4 separate regions of the Homo sapiens genome follow, and regions 2, 3 and 4 are each linked to region 1. The links are chromatin loops, found by intact Hi-C in ENCODE. Cell type or tissue: heart right ventricle. All regions are shown on one strand. Each heading gives the region's core, and the rest is flanking DNA. Links, peaks and the distances in the headings are about the cores only. Region 1 holds the start of TCEAL7 (transcription elongation factor A like 7). Region 2 holds the start of TCEAL8 (transcription elongation factor A like 8). Region 3 overlaps LL0XNC01-250H12.3 (a long non-coding RNA gene). Region 4 has its middle 10 kb from the start of TCEAL8.

Region 1 (3,777 bases), core at 470-2,969:
TAAACATATATTCATTTTTTGGCAAGTGAGAAGATGCAGATAGGCAAAAAGAAAAAAAAAGAGATCACACAGAGATTCACTGTTAACCTTTGGTGTATAATAAAATCAGACACTTTCCTTTGCATTATGTCACATAGAAATGTACAAATAAAGTGTACATATATACACACATATATGTATACACTGTTTTGCAACTCGTTATTTTCACTTTGCAATATACAATGAGCATTTTTCCATGCAAATGAATGAGACCTCTTATTAAATGAATAAGATTGGGTCAAAAGATGAGATGTTGACAAGAGTCATATGTAAATCTCAGCAACATCGAATGACTGGAGTAAAACGATAGCAAATATTTATCAAGAAAGTGCAGACAAACAGAAAGCAGTGGCAACATTAATAACAGAAAATAATTGAATTGTCAGAGAAATTAATTAAATGGGATAAGGACGGTCCCGAGAATGCCTATGGTTAGAATGCAGAGCCCTAAATTTCTTTCTCAGACCCCTTATCTCTTCCAAACACCTTTCCATCTCATCTCCCTCCCTTGTCATTTCTTCATCTTTAAAATGCCTATAGTCTATGTCCTCTTTAAATTCTTCGAGAGACTGAAGCAGCCTCTGTCTAAAATTCCCTTCTGTTTGCTGGCGTTCAAATTCTCCATACGGGCGTTTTTCCTCCCTCTTTGGCACGCTGCACTTTGGCTTTCCTTCGTTTTCTTTGCAGGGTTTTTGCATGATGTTGTTGTTGTTTCCTGCTTAACTCTAGGGAGAAAATGTAAAGACAAATTGCTTCATTACTTTTGAATCACGATTGTCAGTTTCTCTCTGAGGCAAGATACTTTCCCATCTCTGCCCCACAGGTCCAGACCTCATAAGTCTGCGGCAGTTCCCTCCACCCTCTCATCTCCCCCTTTTCTCCCCTCCCACCTCAGGAACCCACCGTTTCCCCAGCAGACAAAGCTAATGGCCTCTCCAATAGGCAGGAGAGGCGGAGCAGAAAAGGAGATGGACTGCGAAGCCGCAAATTTCGCCTAGCTTTTGCCCCTTCCCGACTCCTATCCTCAGAGATCTCAGTCTAAGTGCCTCTCTCATACTGACCTGTGCGGGGTAGTTTCCTGCTCCTTTTCTTCCCCCAGATGTCTGTGAACACAGATCCTGGGACCTCCAAACAAAAAGGAAGGGGCGGGGAGGAAGGAGCTATCTGTGGATCAACCAGCTCCAGAGACAAGACAGACGTTATTATTTTGAACCTGGGATTCTCATCATCACCGTCATCGCCCCCCGGATTTCTACCTCCTGGCCCCTCCTTCCTGTCTGTATCCTTTCCTTCAGGATTTCCGTTTCCACTCCCCACTCCTCACCCTCAGGCCTGGGCCTTGCAAGGCCCGCGTCTCCCTCCTTCGCCCCGTCCCGCGCCCCACCCCACCACCACAGGCCGGCATTGAGTGAGGTGAACTATTTTCAAATGATCTCTAAATTTCTGTTGTCTCCATCCCGGGATTTCAGCCTTTCTCCACACACCAACACATACCCCAGGCCTAAAATTTTCTCTTAACAAAATTGGAGAAAGATGAGGAGAAGGATAAAAAGAAAGCATGCCAGGGTGAGAGAAGCCGATTATTTCAAAGCTGTCACTAAATCTCTAGGTGTCTCTCAAAAGATTTCGACCTACCCCCTTGCTTCCCCCTGCAAAAGATACAATTATCTCCGACGATTTTGCAGCGGTTTTGGGAAAGCAAGTCTGGACCTATTCCAGTCATTAGATTCACCCACTACTGACCCCGGGGGTCCAGTGGTTCCTTCACTCCAACCTGCTGGGATTTAAGGAATTTACCTCTTCCTTCCCTTGGCCACAAGCACGCACGGCACGCTTGTCTGCAGGGCAGTAAGGAGCTGGTACCCAGAGGAGAAAGAAGCCCGGGAATATAAGGACTTCGGTTCACGTCAGCTCCTGATCACGTGAGGATTATGTCATCCCCCATCTCTGGTCCCCACTTTCCCCTCCCACCAGCAGCGCTGCAGAAGTGGACCGGCTTACCAACCTCCCACCCCACACCACACCAGGCCCTGTCACTCATTTTTGTCTTTGCTAATTCCAGAGGTCAAAAGTGGCGCCTTCTCCCTGTGGTCAGAATTTGCCTTTCTCTGATTACCAGGGAGGGGCTGCATTTTCCCAAAGTTATATTAACCATTGTTACTTTTTTTGTGGTTGTGCTGAGAGGGAGGATTACTTATCCTTTTCTAAGCTACAAGAAAAGAAAAGTGGCAGTCTCCTCCATCCAATCGCCTCTCAGCCACTAATAGCCATCATTTCCCTTGGAGTCCAATCCTTGAAACCAGATTGGAGGGAATGGGGTGAATTAGGAAAGGAGGTAATGATTTGGATTGTGCTTCTTACTTTTGTTTTGATAATTTCTTATTCTTTTCCAATTTTTCCATAAACTTATTATATACTTTTAATAATCAGAAATATGATAAAGATATGTACATTTGGAAAAAGATTCCAGATAGGAGGATAAAAAGGCCAGCCACCTGTTTCTGCTGCTGAAGTCATAATATAAATATAGACCCTTTAGGCAGACATATTTTTTGAAGTTTAAGATGTACAGGTCAGTTGGAACCTACTCTTTTGAGGGGCTCCCGGGCATGTGAGGTCCTTCCATTAGGTGAGTCACTGAGACCATAATCCTACAGCACCTTGCCCTTAGATTTCCAGATCGCAACTGTAAGTCACAAATTTTAACTAGTTTGAGCTCAGTATCATGCCCTCTTTCTTCCAGTTTATACCATACACATAACCCTTTTTTCTTCAATACTGTACCCCTAATATCCCAACTTTTTTCAACACTCTCATTCAGAAAAGAATAGTTTTTCATTTTCCCTAGACATCTCCATCCTATTTATGTTTTCCATGACCTTATTTAGCCATACTGATGTATTGAAAGCTACTTGTAGTACTAACAAAAATTAGTCACATTTAGCCACCCAACACACTAAACTTTTTGTTGCTAAGGATTTGGGTACTTGTCTAAGTAGATTTGCTCTTGATTTGTTAGCTTGAAATATATGCAATAGAAAGGGAGATGTGTAAACTTCTCATAAGTTGTTTTTAGGAAGATTGCAGCTCATTATGAATATAAAGTTACCACTAATCAGTTTGATATAAATGACTCCAGAAAAAAGTTCAGTGGTCAGAAAAAAGTCTTAAAAACAGTAGAGCATCATTGTCACAGTTATTAAGGAATGACTAGTTGTGATAGAGGCAAAAAATTCGTTTGTGGGGAGAAAAATTCCTGAATCCTCTGTGAACAGCTTTTCATGCAGATGGTTAGACTCAGAGTTATAAAATGGCTGAAGGATTCGGGTGTTGAAGACTTTGCATATTAGTAAGAAGAATGGCATTGGACAAATCCTAGTTTGAATTAATTGTACTTACTTAGCTTTTGTATAAACTTGAATGTAAAACTTGGATACTGCAACTTCTCTGTGCTTCATCTATAAAATGAGGCTAATAGTTTGAAGTATCTCACAGAGTTTTCAGGACTAAATTACATATTTAATATGTGTAAAACATTTAATACATGACTGACAAGTACCAAGGCAGCCTGAAGCCTAAATATGTGGGGGCAGGTCTGGCACCAGGGATGGGGGAGGTGGGTGAAGCTGAAGCCTGCAGCCCAGGGGGTCAGTTTGGCAGTGGGGCAGGCCTAGACACTGAGTTTTTAGAGCAGGCCTGGAGCCTGGGGCTGTGGGATCCAGACTAGTGCTAAAGCAG
Region 2 (3,777 bases), core at 495-2,994, 75 kb after region 1:
ATGCAGGAGTTTCTGGGGGTGATTGAACTGTATTCTGATTGCAGTGGTGGTTAAACAAATCTATACATTGGTTAAACTTCATAGAAGTGTACACACACACAAAGTCCATTTTGCTGCTGATGATTTTTCTTTTAAAAGATCAGAGTTGTTCCTCACTAAATGGTTACATTTAAAAGAGTGGAAACATTTGGTGATAGGCAATGATTAAATCTTTATAATTTGCTAGTTATATTTATATTAAAAGCTCTCTCTCAAACAATAGAACATTTATCCCTCAAGTGTGGAAGAAATTTGTCATGCTTCAACTATAAATCATTAAGTCCAAAAAATATTTATTTTTTCCAAACCTTCTTTTCTCTTCTCTGGTGGGTGTTCTTGTTGGCTAAGGCATCCTGCTGTGACCACCCTAGACAAAAGACCCCCTCTGTCTTCTTCTGACTCTCCAGCTGGCTCCATTGGCCAGAATGCCACTCCAGGCACCACCATCCTTCCAAGTACCAGTGGATTCTGAGTTGCAGGGATATCAGTTTCCTGTTTAATATTATTTTTTACAGCAATGTTGTTCTCTTTGCTTTCTAATCATAACAATTATGCATGTCAATAGTTCTTTTAATGGGACACAGTGGATGATACCAGACTATCTCAAGAGTGCCATGAATGAAAATGCCATGCAAAGAAGCCTCAAGCCTGATGGTGAGATACAGAGAATTCTCTTTTCTGAGTGTTTCATGAGTGTATGAGTTATTTCCCAACAACGAAATGTTTTCCAAGAAACATACTACTTTGAGTTCCAAAAGAATTTTACTCAGTGGAAAGCAGGCTTTTCTGTGGACTTATCTGATTAACAAGATACTGAATCCTATAGAGGAAATGGGGAGGAAGTCTGTCTGAAGCCTCCAAGTGAAACCTTAGTGGATGCCACCAGTGGTCATCAATGAAAAAGATCAGACATCCAACACTTGATAACTTGAGTTCTGCCAGAAATAGAAAGAGTAGTAGATTACCTATACAAAATTGCTAACAAGAGAAAACTAGGCCTCCTTCCACACATTAATTTGGGAGTCAATTTTTTAAGTGCTGTTTGGTAAGATTTTAAAAAATTCTAACACATCAATATGTTGTGAATATTGTCATTTCATTTCCAGCCATTAGAAAACTTTTCCAAAGTCTTACACATTGATATAACTAATTTGTCCTTCATATTAAGTGTTACATATTGCTTATGAGGCATCCGTTTTCTGATACCATTTTTAAAAGTATGCTGATTGCTGAAAACATAGAACACAACAGAAAACTATTCAAGAGGATTAGTCAAATCCTCCACTTTCAACCTTAGATTCTTTTCCAGCCCCCTCTTCCCGATCTACCACCTTTGCCCATTTCAATGCTGGATAGGATTCCAGGGGAAATGGTGGACTGTAGGGGTCTTGGAGGAGGGGAGGTGGGAGTATTGGGAGCAGAAGAAAGAGATGATTCCTCAAAGAAGGAGAAATGGTCGATTACCCCTAAAAGGCTGATCCTCCTGGTAATCTGAGAAAGGCGAATAAATACTCCAGGGCGAAGATAACAGTTTATTGTCTCCGATTGGCAAATACGAAAAAAGATTGACAGTATCAAGTGGAGGGAACGCAGCGGGCGGGCTGCAGTGTTAATGGGAGGGGTAACTGGGGACTCGAGCTCAGTGATGACGCGACTCTCACGTGACCAGGAGTCGACGTGTGCAGAAGTCCTTATAGTCCAGGGCCTGTTTCCCTGTAGCAGCTCCTTATTGCTGGAGAAGGAGAAAAGTGCCCAAGATCCTTTCAGGTTAGTATAAACGTGGGCGCTGACTTGGAGACCCTGGGGTCGAGGAGGCCGAGAGCAGAAAGCAAGCGGGGCCGGCACTGCTTTCCCCACTTCTGTTCCGCCAAACTCCCATTTTGTGCAGGAAATTTGGGGCTGTTTGGTGGGGGATGGCGGGTGGAGAGAGAGAAGGGTAGCTAATTAAGGGTCCTGAGAGAGAGACATAGAAACTGTTTGGAAGAAACTTGCTTTTCCTACTCCCTGCTTGCAGAAAAACGGTGGGCACGGAGGAGGGCGGGGTTGCCATAAAAGGAGGGCGAGGATGAGGACATGGGAAACTTTACACCAACATGGCCTAGAATCATGAAAGGGACCCGTGATCCAGGTACTAGTCTGCTCACCAAACACTCCCATCTGTCTGCAGGATATTTGGTTTTTTGGGCGCGACACAAATCGAGGTGAGGGAAGAGAGAGGAAAATCCCCTGAATCCCTGCAGGTCAGTTTTTGTAAAGGTGCAATTGCTTCAGGTCTCTTCGGGTGGGGGTGGAAGTGTGAGTGACACCAAAGCACATCCTGGGGTCGCAGCAGCCCCTCCCCATCCGGATTAAGTGCCAGAGGCCGGTGCCGAGCCTGCAGCGGAAATGAGGCGGGGGAGGAGGAGGCTTAAGAGACGCTGAAGGGGGAGGGGAGGCCAGAGACTGGACCAGCCGTCTCAGGTGAGAGGCTGGAGGTTGAGAGGGCCTGGGAAAGTCTGAAGGGCGGGAGTGTTGGAGACCAGAGGCGGGAGAAGGGTTAATTGCTTCCGTACTGCTCCCATTTCAGTATTAGGAGAGGCTTGTAGCAGGGCCTGCTGGGAAGATGGTGGGCAGGAGCAGGAGGAGAAAGATGGAGCTGGAACGAAAGGGGGCGCGAAGGGAGGTGGAGTCAGGGGAGTTCTGAGCCTGAGGATCCAGCTTTCTCTAGTTGGAAAACTTTTGACAATTAGGGTACTGAGTCAAAAAAGGCCAGTCGCTATGGGACCCCATACTCTGACTGCTGGTCTGTTTGCCTGGAATCTAGTAGTTTTGTTTCCTTGTTTTCTAGGATTAATTTATTCAAAAAGGAAATAAAAAATACTCAATATGCAAAAGTCTTGTGAAGAAAATGAGGGAAAACCACAGAACATGCCAAAGGCCGAGGAAGATCGCCCTTTGGAGGATGTACCACAGGAGGCAGAAGGAAATCCTCAACCTTCCGAAGAAGGCGTAAGCCAGGAAGCAGAAGGAAACCCCAGAGGAGGGCCGAATCAGCCTGGCCAGGGATTTAAAGAGGACACACCCGTTAGGCATTTGGACCCTGAAGAAATGATAAGAGGAGTAGATGAGCTTGAAAGGCTTAGGGAAGAGATAAGAAGAGTAAGAAACAAGTTTGTGATGATGCATTGGAAGCAAAGACATTCACGCAGCCGTCCTTATCCTGTGTGCTTTAGGCCTTGAATTCATTTTTGCCTAATATTAAAATCTGGCCCCAGCTTTCTTTCTGTTAGCATTTTCTGATGTATCTTTGACCTCCATTTTACTTTTAATCATCTGATGAAATTTTGTTTTAGGTAATTTCCTTGGTACCAGCATCTCATTGGATTTTGGATTTTGACCCATTTTCCAGGTCTATTTTTCAATTGGAAACTTTCACACATTTGCATGGGAATATGTTCATTCCATGTTGTAAAGTAAAACATAACAGGTTATGGCAAAGCAGCATATTTAATATCAGCTCACATATGTAGGATAAAATTCCAAACTTTGTGTGTGTGCGTGTGTGTATACATACATCCATATAACATATATCACAAACTTAACCAAGCTTATTTCTGTGTGGTGTGAAATTTTATTTGTTTTCTTCTTTTTGTTCTTTTTGCTTATATGTACTTTTTAATGAACACGTGTCTCACACACAAAAAGAATTAAGGATTTTTTTTACAAGTAAGAGTCAAATAATTTGCAACCAGCTTATGA
Region 3 (3,777 bases), core at 803-3,302, 130 kb before region 1:
TGGCCGAAAACTGGAAACAACTCAAGTGTTCACCAATTGATGAGTGGATAAAAAAATGTGGTATATCAATAAAAAGGAATAAAGTACTGATACATGCTACAAAATAGATAAACCTTAAAAACATTATGTGAAGTGAAAGAAGCCAGACACAAAAGATGAATATTGCATGATTCCACTTCTATGAGATGTCCAGAATAGGTAAATCCACAGAAACACAAAGCATACCTGTGATTCCTGGAGCTGGGGGTGAAAGCAGGGATTAACTGCGTTCAAGTATGATGGGACATTTTATAGTGATGGAAACCTCCAAAACTCAACTACGGTGATGGTTGCACAACTTTTGTTTACTGAAAATCATCAAGTTGTATCCTTAAAACTGCGAATTTCATTGTCTGTAATTATATTGCAAGAAAGCCTTCTGTTGTACCTCAGTAATGACCAAACTTTTTCATATGAAGGCCTTGATGCCCATGTTTTCTATACCCATGAATATATATAAAACCGTAGCTGTATCCCAGCCCTGCTGACTGTGTCCTAAGTAACTCCAAGCAATGGCAGTCTCTCCCTGCCCCACCACCACCACCCCTCACGCTGACTCGGGCTTTGCTTGTATGAAAAATTCGAGTTGCACCTGATCACTTCCACATCTTCTAACTGTGGAAGAAACTGGAGAGTGGGTCCACAACAGCATCCAGGGCCTCCACTCTAACATGACATCAGCATTATTATTTTTTACTCCTCTTGGGATTTTCTCCTGTGACTCCACCTGAGGAATCTAAATGGCATTACCTCTCTGGGTGTCAGTATTGCAATACTTATCAAAGGGCTACATAGGTGCACACCCTTTGCACCAACAATTTACCTTTTAGAAGTTTATCTTCAGGACATTGTGAAGGATGCTGATAAGCATCTGGTTATAAGTACTGTCATTCTGAAAATTCCCTTCCTTTATTTCTGGGCCTGAATTTAGGAAGAAAGACCAACCGGTACACCAAATTATGAAGGGGCAGAAGGAAGCAGAGGGAAATGCTGTGCACACACACAAGCAGTGACAAATACACACACATGTACAGCAACCAGGTTCTGTTATTAGTACTGTAATAACCTCCAAGACAGTTAGTAAGGCTCTAAGAGGACCCATTTGGCTCACCAGTGTAAACAGCTACAGGAACTGTGCCCTTCAGCCATGCACAGACTCTGAAAAGATGTCTTCCACACAGTGTAGATAACAGGGAATATCAGAACACTCTGACTAACACAGGTTTGAGAAAACTGATGTCATATCCATAGGATGGAATTCTAGAATTCAGCAAAACAAGTTTTAATGAAGATAACGATGAGAGGTGATTTGTTGCCTGTAAGATTAGCAATGATTCACATTATTTCTAATGTGTGAAGACACAAGGTCCTTACATACTGTTATGTAAGGAATATAAGTTAGAAATAGTATTTGGATTTCACTATGTTAATATAAAATTTTACAGTTCCCAGGGTTTTGAAAGACCACTTCCAGGAACTTTTTTTTTTTTGACAGAAATGCTTACAAATATATTTGCATATATATGAGGAGGATATTAAGTATACTATTGTTTGTAACAGGAAAAAATGTTAAAGCAACTACATTTTTATGACTGGGATACTAATTAAATGAATTTTTGGGGCACCCACATGATGAACCACCTGGTTGATAAAAAAAAGAGACTACAATTATTTTTGGAAGGAAATTTAAAACATTATTATGGAAACGCATGTGTATGCAAAGATGATCACAATGAGGGCAAATGTGGGTCACAAAGATCACTTAGTGGCCAAGATGCATTTTTGCTTATATAGGTCTATAGCTATTTATCCAGAGGTTTGAAAGCATAAACACAGAAATGATCATTTTGTGCTTTCACATAGCACATAAAGAGGCTACACTTTCTGTCTGGTGGCCGTCAGTATCCCTGTACAGTGGGAATGCCCATTTTTCTACTCACACTTCCAGAAAACTCTGTAGGGTGTGCATGGGCCACAGCACCTCCCTCCCACCTTCCTGCTCAGCGATGTTCAAGCTGCTGCAGTTCAGGCTTCTGTCATGAGGGGGCATCACTGTACCACTATTATCAAACTTCTCTACAAAGTGTAAGCAAGGAGCAGAAAAATACGGTATCCTCCCCTAAAACCCAGTCTATGAAAGGAACTGCAGAATGATTCTGTCTGGAAAAAAAAAACAACCCTGACAGGTGTAAAAAAGAGTGTAAAAACATACTGTGGGACATCCATAGGATGAAACACCAGGTAGGTCTGATGTGCCTTGGCTGTTGCTGGGAGGCAGGATTGGGGGAGCCCAGGGCAGCAGGAAGTGACTGAAAGGATGAGGCGCTGGAGTGGGGTCTGGGCAGATGTGTCCACAATGTCTTGGAGAGGGGGGTCAGTGGGAGGGAGTGGGAGAGAGTCTGAGAAGCCTGTACAGGGTTGGAGTGATGGGTGGTGAACACCCTGCTCTCCAGGAGGGACCCCCCCCTACAGCGTGGACACCTCAACCTACGCTAATGAAGGAAAAAATAAATTACTGAATGCGCTGTAGATTTGGAATCAACAGCAAATTGGCCTGCTTTAATATACAAATGGGTATTCCGAACTATTGGTATCACAGTAAAGAAAAGTTTCATAACATTACTTACTCTGCGAAATTTACCCCTTTTCATTAAGAAAGAGCAAGGAACGTGGAGATAGCTGTAATGCCTCTTGGTGGCCAGAGTCAGGATTGCAACTCTGAGTGTAGACCAGGGGACTCAGCAGCGGGCAGGGAGGGATGAAAGTTGGGAGCTTGATTAATGGGATCAGACATGGTTTTCTGGAACTTTTCACTTACATCCAGCTATCCTTCTGTATCCATCATTTTTTCTGGAATATTAACAGAAGCACTTTTTGTGGGATATCTAAATCTGAGATCAGAAGCCAGTCCTGGTCTGAACTGAAGATAATACTGCAACTGTGAGCTGTACTTGAGGTGGTGGAGCTAGACTAGCTAGAAACACACACACACACACACACACACACACACACACACACACACACACTCCATTCATTTTTTAAAATCTGCTTTGTTTCCCCATAAAATTGGCTACAATGAATGCTTTTCCAAAGCAAAAAAAATATATATATATATATGGAATATATGTGCACATTACTTTTGTCAATCTGATGATAAGTATTTTGTTTTCAATTTTTATTAAAATACTTTTTCCCCCCGAATACAAAATTTCAAACACTATGCAAAAGCACTTCAATACATTTAAATCATCCTGCATCTCTCACTGACCCTACTCCTACCCCCTGGCCCCAAGGGGTCTGTTGTCCCTTAGGATAATGCACGCTCTCCAGACGCATCCCTGTAGGTGACGTGCACACGAACATGTTCGACCCCCAACACACATCATAGTCCTCTCCAAAAGTGCAATCACAGTCCTCATCTTCTTTGACAACCTATCTTTTCCACTTAAGATACCCCTCCCTCTCCCTCCTCCTTCTTCCTCTTCCTCTTCTTCTTCCTCTCTCTCTCTCTCTCCTCTTTTCCCTTCAAAGTTAAAGCTCTAAAAATAGTTTTCTGCATTCCTTGTTAACATTCTTTATTCGCCACTAACCCCCTATCCCACTGCACTATGACTTCCATTGCCAGGATTGTAATGAATGTGATCTTACCAAGGTCACCATTCACCTTTTTGTTACTAGGGCCAGTGTTTGTATACATCTATTAACATACTAAGTATTACTTTAAATGCATTCCTAAAA
Region 4 (3,777 bases), core at 648-3,147, 65 kb after region 1:
TGCACTCCAGCCTGGGCGACAGAGCAAGACTGTTTAAAAAAAAAAAATGCTATCTCTGCAAAGAAGTCCAAATTTAATACCATGAACCTGTGGAGCATTCTATGCCCTAGTGCATTGTCGAAAACAATAGAGCAATCAACCAGCAATTAGTGTAGCTCAACAGCCAGGTGTGTCCAGGGAAAGAGGTGGTGAAAGACAAAATTGCAAAAACCCAGATTGACTGTGGACAAACTCAAGGCTGTGCCCTATGAAGAGTGATGTAAGAGGCTTTACACAGCAGGGGTGTGGGGGAAAATATATTCTATAAATACATACTTGCTTTCTTTTCTTTTTTCATCTTCCATACAAGACAAAATTATATAAAGTAATAATGATGACAATGGTTGGATTTATAACATTTATACATTATAACATTTATAGACATAATATGAAAACAATAATATCACAAAAAGTGGGAAATGGGAATAGAGCTATATAGAAGTGAGGTTTCTATATCTCACTAGAATTAATTAGTATCAATCTGAAGTAGATTCTCATAAGTTAATATGTATATGCCAAATCCTAGGGAAACCACTAAAAAAAATTCCAAAAAATATAATGAAAAAATTATTAAAGAAATTAAAATGCTTCCTCAAAACATATTCACTTAATGCAAGAAAAAAGCAAAAGAGGAACAAGAAAGACAGAAGATATATGACAGACAAAAGGTAAGTTGGCAGACATAAATCCAATTGTATCAATAATAACATTAAATGTGAAGGATTAAACAATTCAAACAAGAGGCAGAGATTGTCAGACTGGATTTTTAAAAAGATCCAACTATATGCTGTCTACAGAAGACACACTTTAGATTTAAAGACACAAGTAGGTTGAAAATAAAAGGATATATATACACACACACACACATATATATACACACACACACATACGTACATACTGTAAACAACAAAAATAAAGCTGGAGTAGATACACTATTATCTGACAAAATGGAATTTAAAATAAAAAATATTACTAGAGGTAAAGCATGGTATTTTATAGTGATAAGATGTATTTCATCAGAAATACGATGCAATCCATCAGAAAGATGCAAAAGTATTACACATATATGCAATTAGCAACTGTGTCCCAAAATGAATGAAGCAAAAAGTGACAGAATTTACAGAAAAAATAGACAATTTATCCTTAATAATTGGAGAGTTCAGTATTCTACTTTGAATAATGAATAGAAAAACTAAGCACAAGATTAAAAATAAAATTTGAACACTGAAAAAATACTGTAAGCTAACTATATCAATAGAATAAAAACAATCCACACTGTTCTCCAAAAATGCAGAAAATAGTTCAACAAAATCCAACACCTGATTGCAACAACCATGCAACAAATTATGAATAGAAGAAAAGTTTCTCAACTTGATTAAGGGCATCTAAAAAATCCCACTACTAATATCATACTTAGTGGTGAAACATTGGATGTTTCCCCCTAAAATATGGAAAAAGACAAGAATATCTGCTCTTACGACTTTTCAACATCATACTGGAGGTTCTAGACAGGGCAATTAGGCAAGAAATGGAAAGAAAAAGCAATCAGATAGGAAAAGAAGAAGAAAACATTTCTATTTGGAGATAACATGATCTTGTATTAATATTTAGAAGACAGTAAGGAGTAAACTAATAAACTATTAAAATTAATATACACGTTTAGCATGTTGTAGCATACAAAGTCAACACACAGAAACCAATTGTGTTTGTATATGGAATCAATAATTGGACTGAAAATGCAATTAAGAATACAATTCAATTTACCATAGCATCAAAAAGAATGAAATACTTAGGTATAAAATTCATAAAAGAAGTGCAAAATTTGTAACCTGAAAACTACAAAACACTGTTGAAAGAAATTAAAGATCTAAATAAAAGGAAAGGCAACTTATGTTTAAGGATGGGAAGACTTAATATTTTTAAAATACTAATACTTTCCATTGATCTACAGATTACATTCTATTCCATTGATCTAAGTGTCCATCCTTATGCCAGTACTGCATTGTCTTGATTATTGTGCTTTGTAGTAAGTTTGAAATCAGAAGTGTGACTCCTTCCAACTTTGCTGCTTTGTTTCTTCTTGTTTTGTTTATTTTGAAAACTTTTTGATATTGAGGGTTCCTTGCAATGGCATATGAATTTTAGAATTAGCATGTCAAATTCTTTAAAAAAAATTCCAGCTGGGATTCTGATAGGGACTGCATTGAACCTATAGATCCATAAATTTAGTGTATTCCTTATTATTATCTATATACAAGACCATATAATTTCCAAACAGACATCATTTTTCTCCTTTCTTTCCCATCTGGAATTTTTTTAATTTCCCACTACTTTTATTTAGTACAGTAGTAGAAGTCCTAGTCCATGAAGTAAGGCAAGAAAAAACAAATAAAAAACATACAAATGGGAAAAGAAGAAATAAAACTGGGTTCACAGACATGATTATCTATGCAGAAAATCCTAAAGAATTCTTGAAAGAGTCTAGAACTCTTAGGTGAGTTTAGCAAGGTTACAGGATATAAGGTCAACCTGTCAATTTTATCCCTATATACAAAAAATGAAAAATTAGAATTTAAAAAATTTTAAATGCCATTTACAATAGCACCAAAAAATGGATCACTTAAGTGTAAATCTAACTTAGTGTGTGCAGGACCTGTTTACTGAAAACAATAAAACACTGATAAAAAGAAATTAAAGAAGACATTTTAAGATGGAAACATTCTGTGTTTATAGATTGGAGGAGTCAGCATTATTAAGAAGTCAGTACTTCTCAATTTGGTGTATATCCCAATGAAAATCAGAGCAAGAATTTAAAAATTTTTTTAATTTTTATTTATTTTATTTTATTGTATTTTACTTTAAATTCCAGGATACATGTTCAGAAGGTGCAGGTTTTTTACATAGGTATACATGTGCCATGGTGGTCTGCACCACCTATCAACATACTTCATTTAGGTTTTCAAGCCCCGCATGCATTAGCTATTTGCCCTAATGATCTCCCTCCCCTTGCCCCCACCCTACAATTGGCCCCAGTGTGTGTTGTTCCCCTCCCTGTGTCCATGTGTTCTAGTTGTTCAACTCCCACTTATGAGTGAGAGCATGTGGTGTTTGGTTTTCTGTTCCTGTGTTAGTTTGCTGAGGATGATGGCTTCCAGCTTCATCCATGTCCCTGCAAAGGACATGATTTCATTCTTTTTTATGGCTGCATAGTATTCCATGGTGTATATGCACCACATTTTCTTTATCCAGTCTATCACGGTGAGTAGTTGGGTTGGTTCCATGTATTTGCTATTGTAAATAGTGCTGCAATGAACATACGTGTGCATGTGTCTTTATAGTAGAATGATTTATATTTCTTTGGGTATATACTCAGTAATGGAATTAGAGCAAGCATTTTTGTAGATATCAACAAGCTAGTTGCAAAATTGAAATGAAATGTCAAAGGAAATAGAATAACCAAAACATACAGAAAAAGAAGGACAAAATTGGAGGACACACACTAACCAATTTCAATACTTTTTATAAAGCTACATTAAGCAAGATGGTTTGGTAACAGAAAAATAGTAGGTACATAGATCAATGAAACAAGACAGCTCAGAAATAAACCCACACAAATATAGTCTACTAATATTTGACAAATGCACAAGGGTAATTCAAGGAAGAAAGAATTGTCTTTTCAACAAATGACACTGAAACAACTAAACATCTATCTGCAAAAAATGAACCTTATCTCATACA

Evidence for each region. Hi-C counts contacts between places; a loop is a spot of excess contacts. Peaks named below come from ENCODE experiments on the same cell type or tissue, not always from the same donor. Only the 100,000 strongest peaks of a DNase experiment are listed, where the experiment ranks them.
Region 2: a loop joins it to region 1, with 2.3 times the contacts of the local background. A loop is called at or near these places in 5 of 110 quality-filtered maps.
Region 3: it touches region 1 in a loop (6-fold over the local background); 96 of 110 quality-filtered maps call a loop at or near these places.
Region 4: it touches region 1 in a loop (4-fold over the local background); 11 of 110 quality-filtered maps call a loop at or near these places.

The regions. Positions count from the first base shown.
Region 1 is chrX:103,328,364-103,332,140 of GRCh38, reverse strand. It overlaps TCEAL7 (transcription elongation factor A like 7), which reads right to left and starts at 1,902. Exons shown (of 3, transcript NM_152278.5): 1 at 1,837-1,902; 2 at 1,101-1,218; 3 at 1-764. The coding sequence starts at 737. The coding sequence ends at 435. RefSeq lists an enhancer at 887-1,386. In heart right ventricle, for the core only: no CTCF peak of the experiment used is centred there; a DNase peak (open chromatin) is centred at 1,990; H3K4me3 peaks cover 1,561 bases; H3K27ac peaks cover 577 bases.
Region 2 is chrX:103,253,107-103,256,883 of GRCh38, reverse strand. It overlaps TCEAL8 (transcription elongation factor A like 8), which reads left to right and starts at 1,729. Exons shown (of 3, transcript NM_153333.3): 1 at 1,729-1,806; 2 at 2,207-2,279; 3 at 2,867-3,777. The coding sequence starts at 2,905. The coding sequence ends at 3,258. RefSeq lists an enhancer at 1,743-1,792. In heart right ventricle, for the core only: no CTCF peak of the experiment used is centred there; DNase peaks (open chromatin) are centred at 1,693 and 2,503; H3K4me3 peaks cover 1,817 bases; H3K27ac peaks cover 1,856 bases.
Region 3 is chrX:103,463,241-103,467,017 of GRCh38, reverse strand. The region is part of intron 4 of LL0XNC01-250H12.3 (a long non-coding RNA gene); the gene reads right to left. Among named protein-coding and RNA genes, the nearest start is that of RAB40A, 54 kb to the left of the region's middle. RefSeq lists enhancers at 1,965-2,034, 2,235-2,384. In heart right ventricle, for the core only: CTCF peaks have their summits at 2,076 and 2,762; DNase peaks (open chromatin) are centred at 2,047 and 2,758; H3K4me3 peaks cover 732 bases.
Region 4 is chrX:103,263,258-103,267,034 of GRCh38, reverse strand. No RefSeq gene overlaps it. Among named protein-coding and RNA genes, the nearest start is that of TCEAL8, 10 kb to the right of the region's middle. In heart right ventricle, for the core only: no CTCF peak of the experiment used is centred there; no DNase peak of the experiment used is centred there.